Linked DNA regions of Homo sapiens: region 1 is linked to region 2. Evidence: read pairs that join two places in POLR2A ChIA-PET (ENCODE). Cell type or tissue: PC-9. All regions are shown on one strand. Each heading gives the region's core, and the rest is flanking DNA. Links, peaks and the distances in the headings are about the cores only. Region 1 overlaps RNF220 (ring finger protein 220). Region 2 has its middle 15 kb from the start of RNF220.

Region 1 (2,919 bases), core at 95-2,594, 130 kb before region 2:
TAGAGGTAGACTGAGGGGCTGAGGAACAGGGAAAGGCTGAAGAGTGATTCCCAGGTTTCTGGCTTGGACAAGTGGATGGGGAGGTGCCATGGGAAAAGGGGAGAGGGAACAGTTTTGGTGGGAAAAATGATGAGCAGCATTCTGGACTGGTGAGGGCAGAGTGTCTGTTAGAGATCCATGTGGTGGTGGTAAATAGGCAGTGTGGAGCTTCAAAGAGAGGTCTGAGGTAGGGTTAGCATGAGAATGGGGACAGGAGAGGACAAAAAGGTGAAGTTAGGTGAAGAAATCATTCATCTCTCTGAAACACATTGACTTAATGTATGGAATGGAAATAATATGAAATGAGATCATGTAAAACCACATGGCATATAATAGACACTCCATAAATATTGGTTTCCTTTCCCTTCTCTTCCTCTTTCCCTTCACTTTCCTCCCATCTTCCTTTCTCTTGGTGGTTCTTCGATCCCTTTCTTTTTCTCACTATCCTTATACACTGCACACAGCTATCACAAAAATGAGGACAGCAAATTTCTTAGAAGCTGCTAAACATATTAAGGAACAAGGGGTCAGGAATAGTTGACTTAAAATTCATGCATCCAACTATCATGCCATGTCCTTTGCTGGGAACACCTTTCCTTTGCTCTTTGGCTGCGTAGCAAACTTCTTAAAGATTCATTTTAAGCTTTGCTAATTCTGTGAAGTCTTCCTTAAGGTCTCTAGTTGATTTAGGTGTTTGCTTCTTCTAGGAGGTGCTGCATCTTACATCTATCTTAGCACTTACCATAGTGTTTTGACATTACCTCTTTGGCTGGCCTGTCTCCTTGGTAGACTATGAATTCCTTTAAAGGAGAACTGTTTTTAAACCTTTGTATTTCCAGCACTTAACTTAGACGAGGCAGTTTATTTAAAAATATGTTGCATCATCTCCAAGGCTCTGAGATTCCATAATTTTAAGCAAAAAGTTTAGATGAGTGAAAAAGCAAACAACACCCATATCTCCTTTGCTATCCTTTTAGAAGGAGATGGTGTAGCAGCTAAGATCACATTCAAGGGAGGCAGATCTGAAGGTTTTAGCGTCTCATCTTCAGATCCGCACTGACGGGCAAGCCAAGTGATACCCAGAGGCACCTGAAGCCAAGTCATTTATTTCAGGTCCGGGTGAAAGGACTGTATTTTAGGAAAGTGTATGTAATTTACAATTTTAATATTCCTACACAGAGGTAGCAGATAAGGACAAGGTTGCCATCTCTGTGCTAAATGTCAAAGGAGGAAACTTCTGTAAGCTGCTGCTGTTTCCTAGACTCTTGGAGCATCTACAGAGCTCGGAGAACTCTGAGATTGCCAAGAGAGCCTTCTCATACTGTGTGATTTTCATGGATGGAATGTTAGCCATTTTCCCCTATACTGGCACCCTCAGTTCATCACACAAAGGGAAAATAAAAGGGAAGTGACTCAAATTAAATAGTAGGTCTGAAGAGCTTTGACTCAGCATGATACCTGGAATAGAGCAGGCATCCTATAAATGTTGGGACAAATAAATGGTTCTGAAACCCCAAATGCCTCAGTTTTTCTTTAAGAACCTGTATTCTCACCACAAGCAATGACTTCTTCATTCCTAGAGCATGCCAATCCTGTGGATCATTTACAACTTTATCTGCTATTACTGTACCTAACACAATAATCACCACACAAACTACACCTACATTATTCAAGAACCATCTACTCAATTGTGTTGACCTCAGTTAATCTCAGCAACTGCCACAGCTCTAAGAGCCCCATTTCCATTTGATTCTATACCCTGCTACCCTTCTCCCGTCCCCAGTGACATCCACCCCGTGTTCTGGATTCCCCTAGTGGTCTTGAAACCTCCTGGTTTGTCTGGGCTGAGATTTTCTTCAAACATTGAGGCAAAATGGGAAGGGAATAGACTGTTGGCTTGGTCCCTGCTGCTGATAGCTATACATTTCCATTCAACACCAGCCTCCTGGACTTGCCTTTCAGAACTTATTTCCAGCCTTCATAGCCACTCCCTGGAACAGTCTTGCTAGGTCTTCCCTTTCTGTGTTTGTTCCCCCATGACTGACCCATTTTCAAGGACTGGTCCTTGTTCAGCCCAGCTCCTACCCCTTTGCTTCTTGACTTTAAACTCTACCTGCCCTGCTGGACGTGCCAATCTTTGCATCTGGAGCATGAGAGGTTACTGTAGAGGTTATGCACACAACTAGTAAAGCATGAACTTCAGAACCTCTAAAGCCACTCCCCAATCTGTGGTTCTGTGACTCGGGTACTTCCCTTGAGCTCATGTGAATAAAACATTCAATTTTGTTTCATTTATGGGTCTTGTTATCATGTTAGCCAAAAGATATATCTTTTTTAAAAAAATCTAAAAAGTAGCCCAATAGCTGGCTAGTTCTTAGCTTAGTCCATAGAGAACACCTAAATCCCAAGTAAAACAGGGAGCAGCAGGACATTCTGCAGGCCGGAAGAGGAGATCGTTTCAACACTAGCATGGTCATCAGCATTAAAGAGTCAGTTGGGGTTTGACTGTAGAGCTTCTAGTGAAGCTCACAATGGAGGAAGCCTAAACCATTCTGAACCAGGGACGAATGCCTAATATTCTAGCTTCACTGCAACCCCTGAAGTCTTCCTCTCAGGCTACATTTCCAACAGGCAATGAAGAATCAATTATCTGAATATTCTAGTATTGTCTAGTTAGACGAAAGTCTGATTGATCAGCATTTTCTACTCAGGAAGGCACGGGCTTCCAACATCGCAGCTGTCCCTCCATAATTCCATTATTTTAGGCCGCTCATTTAACAAATCCTGCAAGCCTGCTACGTGGGAGGCACTGTGCTAGGTGCTGAGATTATGGCACTTAACAAGAGAAACAGGGTCCTGCACTCAAAGAGCTCACAGTTT
Region 2 (2,919 bases), core at 227-2,726:
TACTAGGCTGTTTGGGGGAGTGATACAAAGTACTGTACATTATCAAATCAAAGATAGTTTAGATTATAAGATGCATCCCCATTTCAGAGCTGTTAAAATGTGGAAAAATATGCATCTTAAATTGATTATATATAGATAAAAAACAAAAAGCTTCCACAGAGAGAAAAGAATGGAATATATCCGTAAAAAGTACCAAGTGAGTATTAGAGACAAAAAGGTTCTCAGAAATTCAGTGGAGCAAGAAGTTACAAGGAGCTGAGGGTGGTGAGGAAAGTGCACTGTGTATGATACTGGCCTAGTTCTGCTAATGTATTTTCTATTGATTCTATAAAGTGTTGGCAAGGAAAGGACAAATTAAAAACTAAGCTTTATACTTTACCTCCTGAAATGTGTGACAACTTTCAGTTTTGTTAAGACTTCTGAATTCTATCACTATACCAACTCGAAACCAATTTTTATTGTTGACATTAACTTAATAAAAACAATTACTTAAATTAAAAATTAAGCAAATATAGAATATGCTAAAATAAGAGTAAAATTTGGGGAAAATGGCCCAAATAATTTAAATATTTAACCTGTAAGAACAAGTGAAAATATTTAAAAATAATAGTTTAGCTGTTATATCTATACTTGGGGAGTAAAATTAAAACTTGTAATACAACAGATATCCGAAGTTCTAAACTGTATCTGCACCTATAGATCTAGGGTCAAGAAAAGACCATTCTTTGGCCAGGCGCGATGGCTCACGCCTGTAATCCCAGCACTTTGGGAGGCTGAGGCAGGAGGATCACGAGGTCAGGAGTTCAAGACCAGCCTGGCCAACATGGTGAAACTCCATCTCTACTAAAAAATGCCAAAAAAAATTAGCTGGGCATCGTGGAGCATGCCTGTAATCCCAGCTACTCGTGAGGCTGAGGCAGGAGAATTTCTTGACCTGGGAGGTGGAGGTTGCAGTGAGTCGAGATTGTGCCACTGCACTCCAGCCTGGGCTACAGAGCAAGACTCTGTCTAAAAAAAAAAAAAAAAGAAAAAAGAAAAGGCCATTCTTTTTTTTTTTTTAAATATGAAAGGCTTCACAAATGTTTGTGTCATCCTTTGTGCAGGGGGCCATGCTAATCTCTGTATCATTCCAATTTTAGCGTATGTGCTGCCGAAGCACTCCTGGGCCACCCTTCACTTCCTCCTTTCACATCCACCCTATCCCAAGCTACAAACATCCAGACCTCCAAGCCTTGATTAAACAGGGTACCAGTGGATCCTGGGTCTAATCCAATCTTGTTAGAGCCACTGTTCATCCCTCTCCTCAAAGAGCCTTGAACTTCAAGCTTTTTTGTTCCCTACTATTATCCTCTGCTGCATCTCCTATGACTAATCACATCTCTGCGTGAGAAGAAATGTTTGCAGGACTTTCCAGACCACAGCTGACTTTTTTTTAAGCCCTTGTGTCCACTCTTCTCTGAGGGCTAAGTGAGACTAAACCTATCAAGTTTCATTCCTATTGTCATAGGTCAAAGCTCCAAATATAGATACTTTGTCTCTTCCCATATTTGTCCTATATGAGCTATCATTCCTAAAATGCTACATACTTCCTTAAGTGTGGAAGTATCCAACCCCTCTCTTCTCTCCCTGCCAAAACCTTCCATTTGCCCTTTGGAATTTCAACTCTCCTGTGCCCTCAAACACTTTTCTCTGAATGTTCCTGCCACCTCATGCCTTATCTAAACCTGGCTCTCTCTACACCACTTACCCTGCAGCTCCCTCAAGAGAGATCCGCTCATATTCTTACACCTATGTACTGTCAGGAGATGAGGATGCTTCCCAGTGCTACTCAGAGTCCACTGCTTTTCCACCCTTTTGTGAAAACCCCTACTACTCTCTCCGTGATTGGTAACTGTAATCTCCCCACCTCACAGAAGACAGTGGCACTTGGCTTACTGTCTTCTCTTGTGCCATGAGTACTGCCATCATCCTAAGTGACTTCAGAATCCTCAAGAGAGACCCAGAGTATCTCCCATGTCCTCCTACATTGCTATTCAACCACCCGCCTTCACAGTCACCCCCTGGATCTTGTCATCATGACCTAAAATTCTCTCTACTTCTAAAATCACTAATTCAGATAGTCTACTTTCTGACCACAAGCACCTATGCTTCCAGCTCATTATTAAGCTAGTCCAACTGCAACTATTCTTCCCTTTCATTTGAATATCAGTTTATTGACCCCTTTCTTTCTATTACTCCCTTCTTGTCTTCACTTCCCCATTTGTCGAGCTTACAGTTCATGGCCCATCATTTCATTTGCTCTCTTAGAATTACCCTGAACTCTCTCCTTAATTATTCTCTTTCCTGTCTTCTGAAACACCACACTCTCCCAATTCCTCTTATCTCTCCAGCTGCCCTTTTGCAAACATTTTTGCTGACTCCTCCTTTGTGTTCTATTAAACCTTTAAGTAGGAGAGTTTTTCAGGGATCTGTCCTAGGAGTGCTTCCCTTTTCATTCAATATCCCTTCCTGAAGTAATTTTAACTTTTCCTATGGCTTCAGTTACTAACAACATGCATATGCTCCTCAAATATACCTTGCTGTTGGAGTTCTGGACTGATATATCTAACTGCTTACCTGACTTCTTCAAATGGATATCTCCAAGGTACCTTCAACTCAGCCTGTTCAAAAGTAAACTCATCAATATTCCATTAAATCTATCTCTGCCAGAAAGCTGAGCCATCTTTGACATTTCCTGCTCTCATCTCTCCATATTTAAATAATCATGAAGGCCTGTTAATTCTGTCTTCAAATTATTTCTCAATTTTTTTCACTTTTTTTTCCATCTCTACTGCCATCCCTCCCAACCTCCGTTCAAGTCACTATCATTTTTCATGGAAAAGTTTCATTCCACTTGTTACCTACCATGTGCCATGCACA

Evidence for each region. Peaks named below come from ENCODE experiments on the same cell type or tissue, not always from the same donor. Only the 100,000 strongest peaks of a DNase experiment are listed, where the experiment ranks them.
Region 1: POLR2A ChIA-PET joins it to region 2 with 5 read pairs; 6 of 35 experiments call an interaction of 5 or more read pairs at or near these places.

What each region holds. Positions count from the first base shown.
Region 1 is chr1:44,514,147-44,517,065 of GRCh38, reverse strand. All of the region lies in intron 2 of RNF220 (ring finger protein 220), which reads right to left. Among named protein-coding and RNA genes, the nearest start is that of MIR5584, 30 kb to the left of the region's middle. In PC-9, for the core only: no CTCF peak of the experiment used is centred there; a DNase peak (open chromatin) is centred at 1,505; H3K27ac peaks cover 525 bases.
Region 2 is chr1:44,388,962-44,391,880 of GRCh38, reverse strand. It overlaps the pseudogene RNU6-369P. Among named protein-coding and RNA genes, the nearest start is that of RNF220, 15 kb to the left of the region's middle. In PC-9, for the core only: no CTCF peak of the experiment used is centred there; a DNase peak (open chromatin) is centred at 1,430.